Linked DNA regions of Homo sapiens: region 1 is linked to region 2. A link is a loop called in an ENCODE intact Hi-C map of the cell type or tissue named here. Cell type or tissue: gastrocnemius medialis. All regions are shown on one strand. Each heading gives the region's core, and the rest is flanking DNA. Links, peaks and the distances in the headings are about the cores only. Region 1 has its middle 18 kb from the start of KCTD12. Region 2 overlaps LOC105370263 (a long non-coding RNA gene).

The links. Hi-C counts contacts between places; a loop is a spot of excess contacts. Peaks named below come from ENCODE experiments on the same cell type or tissue, not always from the same donor. Only the 100,000 strongest peaks of a DNase experiment are listed, where the experiment ranks them.
Region 1: it touches region 2 in a loop (6-fold over the local background); 63 of 110 quality-filtered maps call a loop at or near these places.

The regions. Positions count from the first base shown.
Region 1 is chr13:76,900,604-76,908,603 of GRCh38, forward strand. No RefSeq gene overlaps it. Among named protein-coding and RNA genes, the nearest start is that of KCTD12, 18 kb to the left of the region's middle. In gastrocnemius medialis, for the core only: a CTCF peak has its summit at 3,144 (motif pointing left); a DNase peak (open chromatin) is centred at 3,158.
Region 2 is chr13:76,470,281-76,482,490 of GRCh38, forward strand. The region is part of intron 2 of LOC105370263 (a long non-coding RNA gene); the gene reads left to right. Among named protein-coding and RNA genes, the nearest start is that of KCTD12, 410 kb to the right of the region's middle. RefSeq lists a silencer at 3,366-3,525. In gastrocnemius medialis, for the core only: a CTCF peak has its summit at 3,444 (motif pointing left); a DNase peak (open chromatin) is centred at 3,431; H3K27ac peaks cover 861 bases.

The sequences.
Region 1 (8,000 bases), core at 1-8,000, 430 kb after region 2:
ACAAATATCCCATCTACAGATATATAGAGATACTACAGATAGAAAGAAAAAGCTTTTGTTCATCTCAGGAACTGTCTAATTGTGACATTGACATAGTCTACAATTTTAACTTTACCCTACCAAATTTAATATAAGACAAGATGCCACAGCACACTGGGATAGTTGTTCTATGGTTAGGAACTTTATACGTGTTTAAATTATCTGATCCCTTTTACATCATCCTTCTGATCCTTCTTGCTAGAAGTGATACTGTCCTATCCTCAACTGCTCTACATATTCAAGGATGCTCTTTTGGTCAATGGAAGTAGCCATCTCCATTTCTTGAGCGCCTTCCACATGTAATGCAATATGTTAGGTGCTGGGATACAGATATGTCTAAGGCAGACAGAGTTCCTATCTTCAGCAGAGGATGCAGATATTAACCAAATTTTACAATTGAAGAAACAAGCCTGGGTTTATCACATTCATAATCCACTTAACAAATATTCATTGAATGAACTTGACTGATTAAGAAAATAACTGAGGCTTAGTTAAGTTTTTCTTTTATACCACATAGGAAGACTGCCAAGGAGAAACTAGTACCATAGACAAAGTAATGAATGCATATTCAACCTGCTTTAACTGAATATCTTTAAATAATTTGTATAATGATTTATTTGATGTTGTAAGTTTCAAATAACTCCTAACCACCTTTAAATTTAAGAATAATATTTTCCCTATAGTTAGACAGCATTTCAGCTGACCAAATCATTATTCCTGGCTGCTTCATCAGAGCACTGAAGGCCAAATATATATTAACATATGTTAGATACTTAAATGGTTCTCATCAAACCTCCAGATGTTCAATCAAGAGAAGAAAAGTGCATGAACTCTCTGATTGTCCTATCAGCAGGGTATAGGAATAAAAATGCATCCCATACAGGAAGACCAAAAGGCACATGTTTTTTTCTCCAGCTGTTTTCAGCTACTCAGGTGAAGCTAAAAGTTAGATTTACCCAGGTAGGGAGTTGAAGGGGTAGACAAGGGAATTATTAAAATGATGGAATGAATCCAAGCTGTGGAAGGAGGAAAATGAGGAGATACGTGAGTGGGGCTTTCTCAAAATAGCACTTAAAGACATCAGATTACTCTTCAATATTATTTTCTCCTCAAAGGAGGGGTCCAGGAAGCCAATAGAGAATATAATGGGGTTTCTAACCAAGAGGGGATAATGGGAGGATTGTTTCCCACCTCCAGCCTTAGCTGTCTCTGTCTCACTACCACTTTAACCTCCTTTATTAACAACACACGTCTGAATCCTGTAGCTTAGAGTCCACTGTGAGAACAGAGCCTTTTCAGCTTCTCCTGGATTGATCAATACACCTTTCACTTAAATTCTCTTTTGACCTTCAAAGGTAACCTTTATTGGTGACTTGTACTCTTGCTTGTGTTAAGGATGTCAAATTGCTAGATTTAATCATTATGTCATTTCTATCTATTTCTGTCTGGCTGAAGACTAATTTCCTAATTCCAAAGTTGAGAAGCAGGTTCTTGTTTCTATCATCAGAATGGGTCCTTAAGTTGGAAACTAGACTCGACAGATACGAGTAAAACAAAAACTAAGTGTTGGTTTTATTCCCACATTTCCCCTGACCCAATTAGAATGAAAGGGAATAGATCTCACCAGTCACAGTTATGGCATGTGCTGATGGTCAAGAGGAAAGCGGGCAACACCTGGCAACCCACCTGTCCCGGAAGTCCTGCCCAACACTGTCACATCAAAAGGACAAAACTTAGTCTTGTGGCCACATCCAGCTGCAATAGCATAACGAAGGTCAGCAGAGGGGAGCATTTTACCTGGAGGGCTAACAGGCAATGGATAGCAAAGTCATCAGTAGGTTTAGCAACACATCTATTCAGACGGTGAAACATTTTTGTCTACTTAGCTTCAAGGTGCATTAAAATCATCCAGAGATCCTTATATTCATATCTATCATCACCCCTAAATGAAAGACAAACCCATGAGCTACCACTGTGTCAAGTTTCTGTATATACGTACGACCAGCTCTCTTCCTCACCAGCTCCCCCTTTACTCTAAACTTCAAGCTTCCACAAAATAGATACCATTTCATTTCCTTTCTGCATCTGAAATACATGAGCTTACTCAAGAAAAGTTTGATCAATGAATAAATGGATGAATATCAGTGACTGAATAATCAAACTGGATGGCTGAATTGAAGGGAAGAAAGGAATGAATAATGTGTTCTAAGCATCAATTTGGTCTGCTGGCTGCTTTTGATTTTTAAATCAGTTTATTTAACTTTTAGTTGTTTCTTGTCTCATATGTTTTATCCATTGGGAAAATAAAAGTTAGTTAAAAGTCTCAATGATTTAGAATTGGTGCGTGAAAGTCAGATGCCTTAGGAAAATGTATAAATCTCCTCTCCAAAGGGCCCAGTGGATGTACATATGAAAGTAGTTTGTCTCTTTATCTTCAAAAATTTTTTACTATGTGTTCACAAGCAGAGGATAGAGAAATGCTTCCAGGCAAGTTAAACAAACAGGGATCTTTATCGCTCAGCTGCCTACCATCTATCTTAAACATTTAGCATGGGACTATAAAAAGATCCCATACCTTGCCTCTTTCATAGATGTACACTGTATCAATAATACCATTGGGTGATTAGTAACAATAACTAATAATTTAGAATTTTAGATTTGTTATCTCACATGTAAAATTACATGTGAGATGCATGTAATTTACATGTACAATATGCTACCTTTTCAGGGAAAATCATGGGCATATCAATAATTTTTTAATGAGATTATGACCCTTCCTTAGGTAATAGAAACTGGGTTAATAGCAAATGGGGTATTGATAATCTCTATTAATAATAGCAACTGGGGTATTGATAATCTTTAGTTTTCTGACATGCGGCACGGGGTAATACTATAGAAAGCAGACATAAATTTCACTTCCTAAGTGTTAAGTGCTTAGCCAACCACTCTAAAAATACTCTATTATAATAATGAGTAAATACAGGAAATAAAATCATATTTTATGTTTAAATGGGAGCCAGGAGATAAGGAACTAGGTTGACTTTGCATCCACTTTGCATTTGAGACTACAGATTCAACATGTGATGGAGGAAGAGTAGCACCTAGTGGTGAAACGCAGCAGCTACACCCACCAGGGAGCTGACTGGAAGTCTTCCAAGTACTTCATCCTCATTTGTTGAAACGTCATTTGTGGCATTTTAAATGCTGCATCTTTGATTCCTGAGATAGGTGTTTTAGTGTGTCTATTAAAGATTTGGAGTCAGCTTTATGTGCTTGAATATTTCCAAAGAAAAATGTATACATGATCAATATATCCAGGAATTTGTGAAAAGATCCTAAACTTTTCAAACATGTCACAGGTAGTACTTGAAGTATGCTTGGTAAAATGTACCGGTTAAAGCAGTATGTTTCTCAGATAGCCTGAGATTTTATTTAACAATTATGTATCTAAGTCTACTAATACATTTGAGCAAAAGAGTGTTGGGTTCATAAATAAGAAGTCAGTATTTCACTTAGATTATTTCAGAAACTTGTAAGTACCTGTAAATAGCTACTCTGAAATTCCCTTTTCTTCAAGTGAGAGATGCCGTAAGTATAACACAGTGTTTTATAAACTTGGACCTGCAGTAAATAAATAAGCACTAAAAACTTTTATAGTGGAAACTAGTTTCAATTATATAGCTAATAGTTTAGTTGATGTTGATAGTGGTAAGAAGGAACAAATTTTTTAAAAACTATGAATAACCTTTAGTGTATATTTCAACTCCTAAATTAAATGTCAATTCAACTAAAATGTTACTCTCTTAGTGGGGGTGTAAATGAGTGTATCGTCTGTCCTTGAGACTTTGATGTAAAAAGACAGAGTTGTGAAATTCAAATTGCACCAATAATCATTTTGTTTTTATTTCCCATGCTCCTTTATCTATTAGCAGACATCCCACATGCACACACACCTAGGCCAGGCCCAGGCCAATCACTGTATCCCACCCCTTGGCTCTTGGGATTATTCCAAGGTTGCTCAACCAAAGTGCAGCTTCCAGCAATGCTATCTTTACCAGAACTGGCAGGGAAGTCCCTTCTTTCCCCTTTGGTGGGCGGCGGTTAGGGGTGATGCTCATTCTCTGCAGCAATAAGTGTGTAATAACAAGGTCCCTAACCTTCTGGTTCCTGTTGCTCTTCCCCAGTGTTCTCCCCATAAGCCTCCTTAAGATAAAATCTACTTTGAGATATGTTTTTGCAGCCTAAAGAGGACTGACTCATGTTGCATTTTTAAAATAAGGCATAGTTCTGATCATGCTATAATATCACCCTGGTCAGAAAATCCTCATTGCTCTCCATTGCTTAAAAAATAATCCCCAAACTCTTTTTGGATGTGTTGTTTGGCTCTAAACTCCTTTTCCAGCCTAATTTCACTCAACCTAGTGAAACTGAATTATTCTTTATTTCTTCAAAACACCCAGTACTTTCCCTTATTCATTCTGCCCTATAAAAATTATTTTCTGCCTCCAGCCATGCCAGTTTCCACCTTCTGAAACTATAGGTACTTTTCAAGATCAACTACAAATAATTCATCTTCCATAAATCCTTCTTCATTATGCCATGAATCAGTTAAGGTTGGGTTCAACTGACTATAAATGAAAACTGAAAATCACAATGGCTTAAAGAAGTGAGAAATTTAATTCTTGCCTATATAAAAGAAGCTTGGGGGCAGGCATTCCTGGACTGTCATGGCAACAACATGAATACGGATGTATTAGTTTTCTATGCTGCATAACAACTTAGTACAAACCTAACAGCTTAAAAAACAGTTTTTTATCTCACAGTTTCCATAGGTCAAGATTCTGCATATGGCTTAGTTAGGTGGTCTCACAAGGCTAAAATCAAGGTGTTTAATGGACTGCATTCTCATCTAGAAACTAGGGAAGAATCTGCTTCCAGGATCTCTCAGGCTGTTGGCAGAATTTATTTCCTTGCAGCTGTAAAATTCGTGTGGTCTTGTTTCTTCAAAGGTAGCAACAGAGAAAAGGAGTCTCTGCTGCTTACAGCCTCTGATTTCAGAGAAGGTGTCAGTGCTCTTTTAAATGGCTCACCTGATTAGCTCAGGCTTACCCAGGATAATTTCTCTTTTGAGGAACTCAAAGTCAACTGCTTAGGAACTTTAATTACAGCTGCAAAATTCCTTCACCTTTGCAAATAATGTAACCTAATCATGGGACTGGTTTCACATCTCCTTTGCCATATTCTATCAACTAGAAGTAAGTCATAGTTTTCATCCCAACTCAACAAAAGGGGATTATACAAGATTGTGATTCAGTAGGGGGTCACCTTCATGTGCGTCCACATGATCAGAGACCCGAGTCCTCTTTTCCTGCTTTACTCTATCACTAGCCTCCATCCTCAAGTTCCCCTCATGGTCCAGGAAGGCTTTTAAAGCCCTAACCATCATATTCACCTAACATGCTGCAGTAAGGAGGAAAGAAATAGGGTGAGAAGGATTATTCTTCCTAACTGGGTCAGTTGCCTGTAAGCAAACTTCACGGAAGTCCCACACATGTTCACTAAATCTCTTTAGCCTCAGGTGCAGACAATAACGAGACATATTACCTGTAGATAAGTTATTAAGAAGTAATACAACTAACTAAAAGTCAGTCTACCTTTCATTGTCACTACCTGCCAGCAATTCTCAATAATTCAATCATAAAATACAGTCAGTTATGTGTCAGTTAATGACAGGGATACGTCCTCACCTTCTTTCAAATGTGCAGGTTCTCACCTCCTTTCAAATAAGCAGAAGAGTGAGATAGACGAAAAAAAAAAAAAAAATCCCAGAAATTCTTTTCTCAGAATTACACAAGTTGGAACTCCATTCTGGATCCTCTTAACAGATCACATACTCTCTCCCAAATCCAATAACGGAATGTTTATTTAATGGATTATCAGCACTCCCTATCCCACAAAGATGTCATATCTTCATCAGATCTTTTTGTCTGGGCACTATGCGGCTCCCTTCTACTTCTGGGTGTGCTAAGGTCCACCCATTTCAAAGTCAATACCACCGAGAAACTTCCAGGAGAGGCCAGAGTGATGGATATCGTGGTATCTGTGTGTAATTTTACATAATTCTATTTTCCCCAAACTCCCCTCCCCAACTGGGAAGGAGTCAGGAGCAGAAACTACCTGTGCTCCCTGGACTGTTGTTGGGCCCCCACCCATCACTTCTTCCCTGCAGAGGGGGAGTAAAGAAAGATCCAGGGACACTGGCGGTGACAAGGATGGGATCAATACATGTGAACATGCTTATATGCAATACTTAATCATTGTATTGTGTGAGAAAACATGGATAGTGTTTCACAATTAAATAGTGTCTATATTTTAAATCCATATTCATAGAAATGGAATGCCAGCTATTAAATAACTTTTTAACAAATGTTATTTCTTAATAATATTAATGAATCTTATTACTAAATTGCATTCAATTAGTCATTTAAGTAACACTTATCAAATATATGAATAATATATCTTGAGTACATATTATTTATTAATAATACATTAATTTGATTTTAAAATTAAGCATCAAACCTCCAATATGTTAAATATAAATCATTAAGTCAAATACAAATAGAGAAAGGGTACGGAGGAGGAGAGTATATTCTGGAGCTCACATTTAAAATAGTGAGGATATGTCATGGATATTAACTCCAAACCTCACAGCCTTTCCCCACAGGGGGAGGACAAGTTGCCTGCAAAGCTTCCCTCCCAACGCTGTGCCGTGATCCACCATAGCTTGCCTACTTTCGCCATTTACCAGCCCTTTCTACAGGCCTGGCAGGAGGAGCCTGCACCTCTGCGTGTTTGCTGCGTGCTGCTTCTTTGCGTTGCTGACCCACCTCCAAGTTCTCTGGGCCAGGAGATACAGTCCAGGTTGACCACAACAGAGAACAGCTAAGCCATGTGAAAGTAGAGGACAAAGACCCTGGTGGCTCTGCCTCGGGGTCTCCCTGTTCCTTCCAGAATCTCTCACAGTGGGTCGCTGTGTCATTCAAAAATGTCACTGGGGTGCTCGCCAGATTCACCCTTTCAGAGGCCCCTAAAGACTAAGTCTGTAAGTGAGTCTGGGGCGGAGATGCTCCTGAGACTACAGTTTCGGAAACTGACCTTTCAAAGAGCCTGAGTCTGAGAAAGTTGTAATACCACAGAGTAAAATCATGCTTTAATGGTGGGTTTAGGTCATTTGATATAAAAAACCAATTTTTAAAAAATGTAACACAGAAATAAGTGGGAAAGGCAAGGAGGAAAGCTTCAGAGGCCATTCAGGGAGACTGGGGTGGGGACGTCCATGGATAAAACAGCCAGTGAACTGCAGCCCTAGAAGGAAATGCAAGAGGCACACACAAAACCAGAGGCTGCAACAGCAACATGGAAGTTAAAATGGTTTACTCCACAAGAACAAGAAACCCTGGCCGGGCGCGGTGGCTCACGCCTGTAATCCCAGCACTTTGGGAGGCCGAGGCGAGTGGATCACAAGGTCAGGAGATCCAGACCATCCTGGCTAACACGGTGAAACCCCGTCTCTACTAAAAAATACAAAAAATTAGCCGGGCGTGGTGGCAGATGCCTGCAGTCCCAGCTACCTGGGAGGCTGAGGCAGGAGAATGGCGTGAACCCGGGAGGCGGAGCTTGCAGTGAGCCGAGATCACGCCACTGCACTCCAGCCTGGGGGACAGAGCGAGACTCCGTCTCAAAAAAAAAAAAAAAAAAGAAACCCTGAGGAAGTAAAATCAGCTTGGGAAAATTATGACAATGGCTCCATGAAACCAAATGAAAGAGGAGCTCAAAGAATAAATTATAGCCCAAAATGTTTAAGCACACAGAATTTTTTAATGTACTCTTCAACACCCCTTCTCTCTCTCTCTCTCTCTCTCTCTCTCACACACACACACACACACACACACACACACACA
Region 2 (12,210 bases), core at 1-8,000:
ATTATTAGATTACAAAGAAAACAGAAATCTGAAGAACATTACTATTAGTCCAATGCCATGTACCAAGTAAATCCTTAAAAAACACAACTGGACAATGAAAGGTAACCAAAGGTCTTTGTGATCCATGCCATACCAGACAGCACAGAGAACATGAAAGCTCTGAACTCAGGGGCATTTGACAATTTACTTCTGTTTAACTCATCTATTTTTTAGGAGAGAAAGAGAAATAATGGGCAGGTGGCACATAAAAAAAATAAACAGTTCTCAACAAAGAAGATAGCTAAAAAAAGATGACCACAATCCCAAGGAACACCAAAATGAGAATGCAATGCACCCAGAAGAAAATACAGATATTTCCAGTGGGATTGAAGCAACAACCTGTTGCCATTATGTTTCTCTTTGCCCTGAAAGTTCAAATATTTGTGTTTCTCTGAGACTGCTGATAGAAATGCAGCTGATGAGACTCCTTCATTTAAGGCAAAAACTGGCAGCCCATTGAAGGTGTCAAGAGTTCACACTGCTTCCACATGAACCTCAAAAATCAGAGTCACAAATTATTAGGGCTGGAAGACATTTGGAATCACTGAATAAAACTCCTTATATCACAGTCATTTATCCAGGGAAGGTAAGTGACTTGTCCAGCTATTTGGCAAAAGAGACAAGTCTCACACAGATAGCCAGACCCTTAGGTCAGTCCTTTCACAGGCTGATGATGGTACATTCTTTTTAAAATCACTCACACATGTGACCATAAGACGACGACAACAACAACAACAAATGAAATAAAACCCAGGACACTAAGGGAAAACTGAAAAATGTGTATTCGGTGATGATCCAATTCCAACAAAACACATCCATACCTCACTCTTGATGTGTGGATAGACTGATCTTAGGACCATACATGCAATATTGTATCTGGTTTGAACAAACTTCTAAGCATTCCTCAGTGCCTCCCGCAAAAAACTGCCTATCATCCTTCACAGCACGCTTGATCCTGCCTGCTGAACTCTTTTCCTATCTCCACATAACGTAGGGTGAGGACACATGTGTTCTGTTTTGTGTTTCTTCATAATATGTCATTTCTTCAGAAAACAAATTTGAGTATAAGAAAACACTTTAATCTCCTTAAATTAATGAATGTAGTTTGTAGAAGAACAAATTCATTTTTTCCTTTACCCAATTTGCATAGTAATGTCTGAGCACAAGCAGCAGCTCACAGATTTATACAAGGGCACTGAAAGAAAAAGAATAGGCTTTCCAACCATTATCTTCCAAAATCCTGCCCCCACACATTACCAAACAAAAATAGACCTAGTTTATCTAGAAACTTGAAAGCATGTACTATATCTGTCTACTTTATCCATCTCCATTACTACTATCACAGTCTAAATGACATCATCTAAAATCATGATTTTTTTCCTAATTGATCTTCTTGCTTTTACTTTTATTCCTTACCATCTGTTCATCATTGAACAGTTATATTCCTTTCTTTTAAACATAAATTGAACCTGTTTTTCCTGGATAAAACCCTCCAAAGTCTTTCCAACACGCTCAGAATAAAATTCAAATTCATTAACTTAGCTGGGAAAGGAGCTTGCAGTGCTCCAAAAAGAGTTAGAGGAACTGAATATCACAAAAACTCCTTTATTCTTGGAGTCTATCTTGGATCAAATGAAGCTTCTGAGCCCAGAAAACAAACCCTATTTTGTAAGTAATATTCCATAGAACATTAAACATTTCTGCGCTTACATCCCCTTTGCTGTCCCAGGCTTTATCCAGCTACTCTTTGACCACTCTAGATTCAATCTGCTCAAAGATACGCATATAAAGATATTTTCTTTTCCTTTTCTTTTTTTTTTTTTTTTTTTTTTGAGACAGAGTCTCGCTCTTTCACCCAGACTGGAGAGCAGTTGGTGCGATTTCAGCTTACTACAACCTCCCCCTCCCAGGTTCAAGCAATTCTCCAGCCTCAGCCTCCCAAGTAACTGGGATTACAGACATGCGCCACCACACCCAGCTAATTTTCTGTATTTTCAGTGGAGACGGGTTTTCACCATGTTAGCCAGGCTGGTCTCAAACTCCTGACCTCAATTGATCCACCTGCCTCGGCCTCCTCCTGAAGTGCTGGGATTACAGGTGTGAGCCACTGCCCCGTCCTATTTTCTTACTCTTCATCTTGGAAGACGAAAAGAAACAGTTACATACTCCTGAGTCCAGCATAATAAGAGGATGGTAATATACAAGGGACTCTACCTCAGAAAAGGAGGCGGGGGGCAGGTAGTATAACTGAGACAGAATCAAGACTTTGTGTTCTAACTACCATCAATGCTTTTAATGCAAAAATGAAAAACTTAACAAAGAGGGAACCAAAGAGGGAAGCATTTCTATATGTAAGTGAACACTGAAATCACTGATGTAAGTTAGAGGCATGAGAGCAGCTGCAGTTAGAGCCAGAACAAAAGAGCGTAAGCAGAACTCTTTGTGGGTCAACTTACAGCTGAGACGAGTCAGTAGTTATTCCTTATCAGTTAAAATAAGTCTGTTTTACTTTTCTTTCTGCCATGTAACTACAGAATATGAAACCCAATATCCCCAAATAAGCCCCTGAAAATCCCATCTATAGTCCATTACACTCAAACTGGCACAATTGTCCCATAGAACTGATATTTGCTGTGTTTGAATACACATAGATATTAACTCTCCTGGTCTTAAAGTGTGAAACTTGCATTGGTCTTATCTGAGTTCCTTCCTCAGGAAACTGGCCATCAGACCTCCCAGAAGGAGAAGTATGAAGGAGCTGATACTTACCAGGTCACTACATCTGGACAATGAGATCCCAGACCCCTCACCCATCATGATTGTCTAACGAACCACCTGCCTCCTGTTGACCAGCTTCTCTTGCTTAGCCCTCCTACACTTAGCTACATTCCTTCCCCTATTGTACTTGGTCAGAGAGATGGGTTTAAGATTGATCTCTCATCTTCTCGGCTGCAGTACCTAATTAAAGCCTTCTTCCCTGGCAATACTTATCATCTCAATGATTGGCTTTCTGTGCTGCAAGCAGCAGGACCTAGACCAAACTCTGGCACTTCAGCAGCAATTCCACAGTTCCCTAGGGTCAACCCATGGAAAAGTAGGCATTCTTCTTTGAGATTAATCGTTTTTTCTACCAACTGCAGAGAAACTCTTTCCTATCCTTCTCTTATTACCTGTTCTCATGCATGAAGATAACCAATAGTTTTGGAAACTAGACATGTTCTGGCCACTTCTTCAAAGATTATGATTTGATACTTATATGGTCCCAGAATTTTTTTAAAAAAACTTCCTGTTCCATTCTGATGATCACCCTCAGATGAACCACAACCCAGCAGAACTGGAGGGACAGTGCAAGGCTGTACCCACCTTAGCCAGTAGAGCCACTTCCATGTGTTGAGATCCTACAGCCTCTGCTGCCCCCTGGTGGTAACTACTAAACTTACCACACCCCTCTCTAGTTCAATGACATCAAGAAATATCTATTGAGGACCATGTCAAAAGTATGACATAAGAAACTGTGACATAATGCCATATAATATATTTCTTCATTCATGTTTTGGAAGTCAAGAAATATAAGTCATCCTCCTTGAAACAGCTCCAAATACCTAACTAAACACTTATATATGAAACTGCCACTAAAATTTTGATTCAAAATGCAGAGAAAGCAAAAACTAATCTGTTCTAATATAGGAAATTTAAAACAACAGCTATACAGAGAACCAATAATAAATACTGATAAAGTAAAATTGATTATTTTCTTATCAGTAATAGTATTTTTTCTCTTTTCAGAACAGATACTTTTTAATTTCTTAAATTCCTGTTGTAAAGTCTGTTTTGGTGCTTCTGACCAACCAAAAGTAAATATACTAGGGTCTGAAACAGAACTAAAAAGCATGGAATCTGGGCATTCTTTTTCAGATATTTAGTAAATGTCATCAGCCATTTCTTGTTGTTCATCAAACTGGTCACAAAAAACGAATCACAGATAAATTACAAATTTTTTTTCAAGCATCCCTGAAAATTGCCTCTAAATTGTCACTCTCAAATTCTAGAATTAGAGCACTATGACATATTTTCTAGCTTATCTAATATTTCTTTTCCTTTGACTGGGAGTCCACTAAAGAATCATTTTTGTCAGTGTGTGTCTCATTTAAAGATGTGTTTACTAATAAGATCATTTTCACTTTGTGGGCAGACATCCGCTTCCAATTCAATTTCTGGAAGCCAAGCAGAATTCTGAGCAACTCACAACTATTTGGCAGTTCTCCATCTTTGTTTCTGCTGGTAGAAACAGCCTTCTTAAATGTTCAACCCTTCCAAATGAATTAATAATATATTTAATTTATGTTCATGTCTAATCTAATGTTCTCAAACTGGGATATTTTCTTGTCAAAAACTTCCCCACAGCTGTTTTGTAGTCCAAGGTGTTTACTATATTATTTTTATGTGGCTGCATATCATTATAAACATAAAAACTACATTTTAATGTATCTAAATCTGTCTTTGATGCTCATCTGTCCTTTGATGCTCATAAATTGAATGTGCACTCAGGGACATGTGGGTGTCTTTTCACTATAATAAGCTGTGGTGAAATCTAAGGAGTTCTGATGGATAACCTTGGGCTACGAGGGGGTAATTTTGAGACATGAGTATCTCTAGGATGCTGGAAAGTTCAATATATTATCTTGAAATATATATCTTGAAAGTTCTAAAAGTTTTGGGGAATTTAAAAACTGCCCTACATACTTCTTAGATCTTTAGATCTATGACTGCTAAGAATGAAAATGTACGGAATGTGTAGAACATATAGAGACACCAAGAATAAATTACTTAGAATTAGAAGCCAGTGAATGAATGAACTGGCACTGACACAGACAAAAAGCGGCTGAGTTTCTGACTGTTTTGAGGTCAGTGCAAGTTTAGGATCAAATTCACCCAGGCACCAAATGGATTAACTGCTATTTTTATTTTCTGGATCTCAGTGTATTTTTAGGACTGAATTTTTCCTTCCTGAATGAATGACCTGCTAGCTCTTTCTGCCTAGAATGCTCTACCCTTTCACGGTCACACCTGACCCAACTATGAGTTCCTGTTCTGCCACCCACCTGATCAATCCCTAATTATTTCTGAAACAGCTGGGACACACCTCCTCTGTGATTTGTTCCTTAAGCTGAGCCTGTCAGTGATTGAATTTTGTATAATTTGATCTTTCTGGACTAGAAAATGGTAGCTGTTCACTTTTCGATCATTCCAATTAGTCTAATGAGTAACTTGGTGGCACAGACTTTAATTTTTAAATCCTCAGCACCAGAAATTGTGCCTGACACATAAAGAGTGCTAAGAAATGATTGGTTGCATGAATATAGATAGCACACCATAAAGGCAAAGTCAATTTCCTCTGCACATAAAATTAAAGATTATTTCTACAAACTTTGAGCATTGTTGCAATAAGAAAATATGCCTCTTATTTGCTTTTACAAGTTTAATTCCGGGAGCAATTTTGTTTATGCAAATATTTGCCTCTATTGTCAAATTCCAGCTAAAACAATTTTTGTTATCTACGGTTGTTGCACAAAACTTCCAACTTCCAGTAGCAAAGTTAATTAAATAGAGTATTTTTTAAAAATTTGTAACAGGTTTAGCCTCGATCAATAGGTTTTGACCTATTGTTTTTACTAAACTTAATTCCCAGAACGTATCTCCTTAAGTGCAATGCTTTATATATGGTAAATGTTCAAACTTTTATTACGTATTTAAGTTTAAAGTAATAGGAAAGAATAACTTGAGTAAATTAGTTCCTTGCTACTTTACAGCAATTTTTGCCTCACTCCACTGATTCTCTATTAGATAAACTTCTTCACTACAAAATCTTATATACTTTTGATTGATGCCCATTCTGTAATGTTATCTACCCTCCAAGGTCCCTGGGAGACAGAGTATTGGAATCTAACATTCAAGTCGTGCTTGTCTGCCTAGAGGCTTGCATTCATCAAAGGAAGTAAGGACATAAAGTACATTAAAATAAACTCTACTACAGCACAAATTTCTATATCATACTATTCTACACATGATCTTGATTCTAATCTTCCTTTTTCTGGAAATTCAGAACACCTAAGCTAATGAAAAAATGAAAATTATAACACCAGGAGGGAAAGGGGCTCATAGGATATTTGTCAAAGGGCCATGCAGCTTTTATGATTAGAAAAGCATTTACCTCTGTAACAGTGAAGATTACATGAGACCACCATTTCATCTGTCAGTCAAACTCAGATTGGCTCTGTTTCAAACTTCTGTAGCTAACTCAAAATGGAATGGCCACTGTTCCCAAGCACCACCTGCCATAACTTGGTATTTTTCTGTGCTTAGTGAATCACATTTATTCTCCTGGATTTGGGAGAGTTGGGATAGAAAAACACAGGGACTAAGATTCCCCTGCACTGAGTTACATTAAAGAAAGTCCACCTATCACTGTGTTACTGCTGACGGTTCCTCTGGCTTTATCTATATTCCTGCTTCAAATTATTTTTAGCAAAAATTTAAATGATATTCAGAGGGTTGTTGGTAAAAGAAGATTAATATTGAATTGAAGTACATATTAGTGAGAATGGTTATGATGATGATGATGATGGATTCATGCTGCAATCCTGATTTGATTTGCTATAATTAGGCTACAATTTGGTCTATAGAGGACTAAAATCCTATTTGAAGCATAAGTGCATCCCAAATGTGGTTTATGGTTAAAAAACCTGACCATGTAGATAGCCAATTCCCACCCACTTATTGGGGTTACTTATTTGTTTTTGTTTGGCTTTATTTTTCTGTTTTGCTCCTTTCTCTCATTTTTGAAATTATTTCTCAGAGTCAGTACCAATTTCTTTGGTTTCTATTTACTAGGTAGTACTCATATATTTAAATATATTTACATACATTGTTATACATCTATATATATGAAAGAGAGAGATATCTATACAACTGCGAAGCAACTTCTGAACTAATTTAAGAACTAGAACATCACTAATTCTGTGTATACTACCTGACCCAAAGAAAATCAGCTTCCAAATACAGGCCTTTAATTTTGCAGTTTTTAAAAATGGTTTTACCATATGTATATAAACCTCTAAACTATATATTTCTATTGATTGAAATCTTTAGGAAATGATATTAAGCTTTACATTATCAAAGTAAAATTGCACCAGACAAGGTAACCAGGCAAAGATGACTTTTTTCAAGATGACCACAATAGGTTCACAAATACCGCAATATGGAATATAGAGTGAACTATGTTGAAACAAAAGGCAGGAGAGATTTTCAACACTGGGTCAAGTTGGTGCAAAGGTTCTGAAGGACATAAGCCTGGAGGTCACTAAATACAGTTAGGCCATCTATTTTTGCTAATTGGCATGAATTAAGGGAGAGTAGAAGTTAGGCTCCCACCCCTCCTCCCCCAGAGACTGAGAGATAACGGCCCTATCTTTTTTGATGATTACATTTCATAGAATAACTCCCAAATCCATGTGAAACACATTGCTATGTTGTAAAACTGGCAAGAGGCTGGGAGATTCACATCTTAAAGGGGCAGAGAAAGAATTTACAATTTCAAGTTTTCTAAAATAAACTCACTAAGAAAAGGGAGATCAGGGGCTTAGGTCGGGAAGAAACCTTTCTGAAGTTTAGTCAAACTGAAAGGAAATAGGCCATCTTGGTCAAAATATACTTCTAAATCCTTGTTTTCTCAGCGTTACATTTCAAAGAGATTTACCCAATGAGTATGAGGAACTGTAGGTCACTCAGATTCACCCCAGTATAATATTGCCTCACTTTAATAGACCACATTTTAATGCCCATTTTACTATAGGTGAATACTTGGATTTTTTTCTTTACTTTTTATTATACTTTAAGTTCTGGGGTACATGTGCAGAATGTGCAGGTTTTTTACCTAGGTATACAGGTGCCATGGTGGTTTGCTGCACCCATCAACCTGTCATCTTTTTCTTTTCTTTTTTCTTCTGTTCTTTTTCTTTTGACTCTACGAACAGGGTAAGTGTATTCATTTGCTAGGGCCACCAAAATAAAATGCTACAGACTGGTTGGCTTAAACGACAGAAATTTATTTTCCCATATTTTTTGGAGTCTGGAAGTCCAAGATCAAAATGTTGACAGATTGGGTTTCTCCTGAGCCCTATCTTCGCTGGCAGGCGGATGCCTTCTCAGTGTCTTCACATGGCCTTTCTCCATGTGTGAACAACTCTGGTGTCTCCCCGTGTCCTCATCCTCTCTTCTTAAACGGACACTGGTCAGATTGGCTAGGGCATTCCCCAATGAATCCATTTTAAATGAATTTCCTTTGGAAATCCTTACCTCCAAACATAGTCACATTCTGAGGTAGTCAGAGTTAGGGCTTCAAAATGTGAACTGTGGGGAGAGAGTTTAGTCCACAGCAGTATTTCTGTGCTCATGTTCAACATATTTTTGATGTTTTGCATGTTTTTACACATTCCTTCTAGTACACATAGAAATATTTCCTTGGGATGTCTACTTAGAACAAATATTTAGATTGTCCGGTACTCTTGCTTTTCATCAGCACTTAATATTGTCAGCATTTCCACTATTTCCCAATCAATACAAATTCTTTATATATTCTGGGAATTAATATAATTAATCAGTGATGTGTGCTACAGATGTCTTCTCCCAGTTTTGTTGCATATGTTCCACTTCCGTGATGTCTTAATGAAAAGGTGTTGTTTTTAATACAATACAATTTATCAGTATTTTCCTTTATGCCGTTTCTTTCTGTTTCATTCCTGTTGGAGTCCTAGTTAAGAAAATTATTTCCTACTTCAGTCATAAAAATTCACCCAAATATCTTCTTCAGATATTTTAAAGTTTTGCCCCTAATATTCCAGTCTTTAATCCACCTGGAATTTATTTTAGTATATGGTACGCGGCAGGAATCCAATTTTGTTTTTTTCCCATAGAGATAAACAAATATTCTGGCCCCATTTATTTTCTAGTCTACTCTTCCCTAAGTAGTTGCAATGCTATGTGTTATATATAATTTCTGTATATTCATGGGCTGCTCCTGGCCTATTAGGGACAATTGAATAGCATGTCTCTTGCAATATTTACTATAAAATACTATTACAGATGTACCCTGTTAGCAAAAAATACGGTAGACAAATCAATCTTAGATGCATGGAGTGGGAGTTCACAGTCTGTGCAAATGGAAAAGACATGGGTCTAACCACTTGGAAAATTGTTTGAGATTATCTTATAAGATTGAATATACTCCCTCTCTCTGACCCAGCAGTCCCATTCTGTTTTGTGTGCTCAGGATCAGAAGTTCCAGTGTGGTCCCCAGGAGTGTCAGCATCAATGTCACCTTGATGTTCAGCATTAATTGAATAGCATGTCTCTAGCTAATACTGTGGCTTTATAATGAGTCTTGGAATATGCAAGGGGATATTCCCACATTATTTTTCTTCTTTAGGAAACTCCTGTTTTTCAGCTTTTGCTATGCCAAATAAATTTTAGAATCTGTTTTTCAAGATGCAAAAATAAAATCTGTTGGGATTTTGATTGAAATTTCCCTGAACCAATAGAATCAATCTGTGGAGAATAAACAGTTTTATGATATGGGGGTTTTCTGTATGAGAAAATTGAATATTTCTCCATCTATTCAGCTTGCATAGGTAGTAAATAAAATTTTTGCATCATATATGTGTATATATGTATATGTATATATGTATATGTGTATATGTGTATATGTACATATATACACATATACGTATATGTGTATATGTACATATATACACATATATGTATATGTGTATATGTACATATATACACATATATGTATATGTGTATATGTACATATATACACATATATGTATATGTGTATATGTACATATATACACATATATGTATATGTGTACACACATATAAACATGTATATATACATATATACACGTGTATATATACATATATACGCATGTGTATATATACATGTATACGCATGTGTATATATACATGTGTGTATATGTGTATATATACATATATGTATGTGTATATGTGTATATATGTATGTGTATATGTGTGTATATATGCATGTATATATGTGCATATGTGTATATACACGCACATATGTGCATATGTGTATATACACATACATATGTGCATGTGTATATACACATACATATGTGCGTGCGTATACACATACATATGTGCATATGTGTATATACACATACATATGTGCATATGTGTATATACACATACATATGTGCATATGTGTATATACACATACATATGTGCATATGTGTATATACACATACATATGTGCATATGTGTATATACACATACATATGTGCATATGTGTATATACACATACATATGTGCATGTGTATATACACATACATATGTGCATGTGTATATACACATACATATGTGCATGTGTATATACACATACATATGTGCATATATACATACGTTATATATACATATGTGCATGTATGTGTATATATACACATATGTGTATATATGTATGTGTATATATACACATATGAACATATATGTATATGTATATATGAACATATATGTTCGTATATATATGAACATATATGTATATGTATATATGAACATATATATGTATATGTATATATGTATATATGAACATATATATGTTCGTATATATGAACATATATATGAACATATATATGAACATATATATGTTCATATATATGAACAACAAAGGCTTCTTTTACATTTAAAAAATTATTTAAAAAATTATTCTTGGTTACTCTATATTTCTATGTTAATATAGCTACACACATTTTTATTTTATATTTTCCTTTTGTTTTCATACATATCTTCTAACCATTAATTTTCAACTTTCTACATCTCGTTTTATATAATTGAAATAGATATATTTTATTCAAATTGGCATTTTTAACTGGCAAGTTTATTCTTCTTTAACTTAATGTGATTACTAATATATCAGAACTGATTACCATTTTCACTGTGCTTTGGAACTGTTCCATTTTTTATGCTTCTTCCATTTTCTTTATCTTTTCAATTAATTATATTTTAGTTTGTTCACCTCTGTTTTTCTTTCCTTTTTCTAAGCAATTCATAAGGTACATAACATATTCTAATTTTATAACTGGCTACTATTAAAATGCTGCCATGGGCACAAAACTGTAAATCAGTTTCTTTATCCTCTCACTGAATAATTAAAAGACTTTGACTAATTTAGCTCTGATAATGTTTCTGCCAATGATAATTTTAGCCTTAATTTTGCTTTTCTTTTAAAAATGAACACATCATTATTATTATGTTATGAAGACAGTGATTGGCTCTAATTATATGTATACATGTTTGTGTGATGTCCTCTCACATTGAATAGTGACTGACCAGTGTGGTCAACAGAACGTAGTATAAGCCATAGTGTGTGACTGCCAAGAATAGGTTATAACAACATTCTAACTTCTATCTTGGTGCTACTTGGATTACTGGTTCTGGAAAAGTCTGGCCACCACACTGTGAAAACATCCAAGCACTGTTAGGGAAAGTTAGTCCCAACACCAATTTCCAGCTGTGTGAGTGAGTCACCTAGAAAGTGGATCCTCTGGCCACATGTACACCTTTACCTGCCTGCAACCCCAGCTCGCATATGACTGCAACCTCATGAAAGACCCCAAGCCACAACCATCTGCCCAAGCCACTTCCAGATTCCTGCTGCAAAGAAACTGAGATAAGCAGTGGTTATTGTTGTTTTAATACCACTTTTTGAGCCAATTTATTACTCAGCATTAAATAGCTAATGCAACATATTTACCAGTTTCTTTTCTCACAATTCTTTTTTGCATCTTACCTGGCGGGTTATTTTTCTTCTTCTTGAAGAAAAACTTTTAACATGCCTTTAGTGAAGTTAGTGCTAAATGAATTTAGATTTTCTTTATATGAAAATATATTTCTTTCAACTCAGTTATGTTCTGTGAGTACTTTGAAAGATTTATTCTCCTATTATTTGACTTCCAAGTATTTAAGAAGGCTGCTGGAAGTTCAAGTGTGGTTCTTCGTAGGTTTCTTCCTCTCTGGCTACCTTTTCCCGAGGTTTTCTATAGACTTACTAAGGTGGTAGTTTTTCAACTACTCTGCTTTGAATAGTTGATGTGGTGT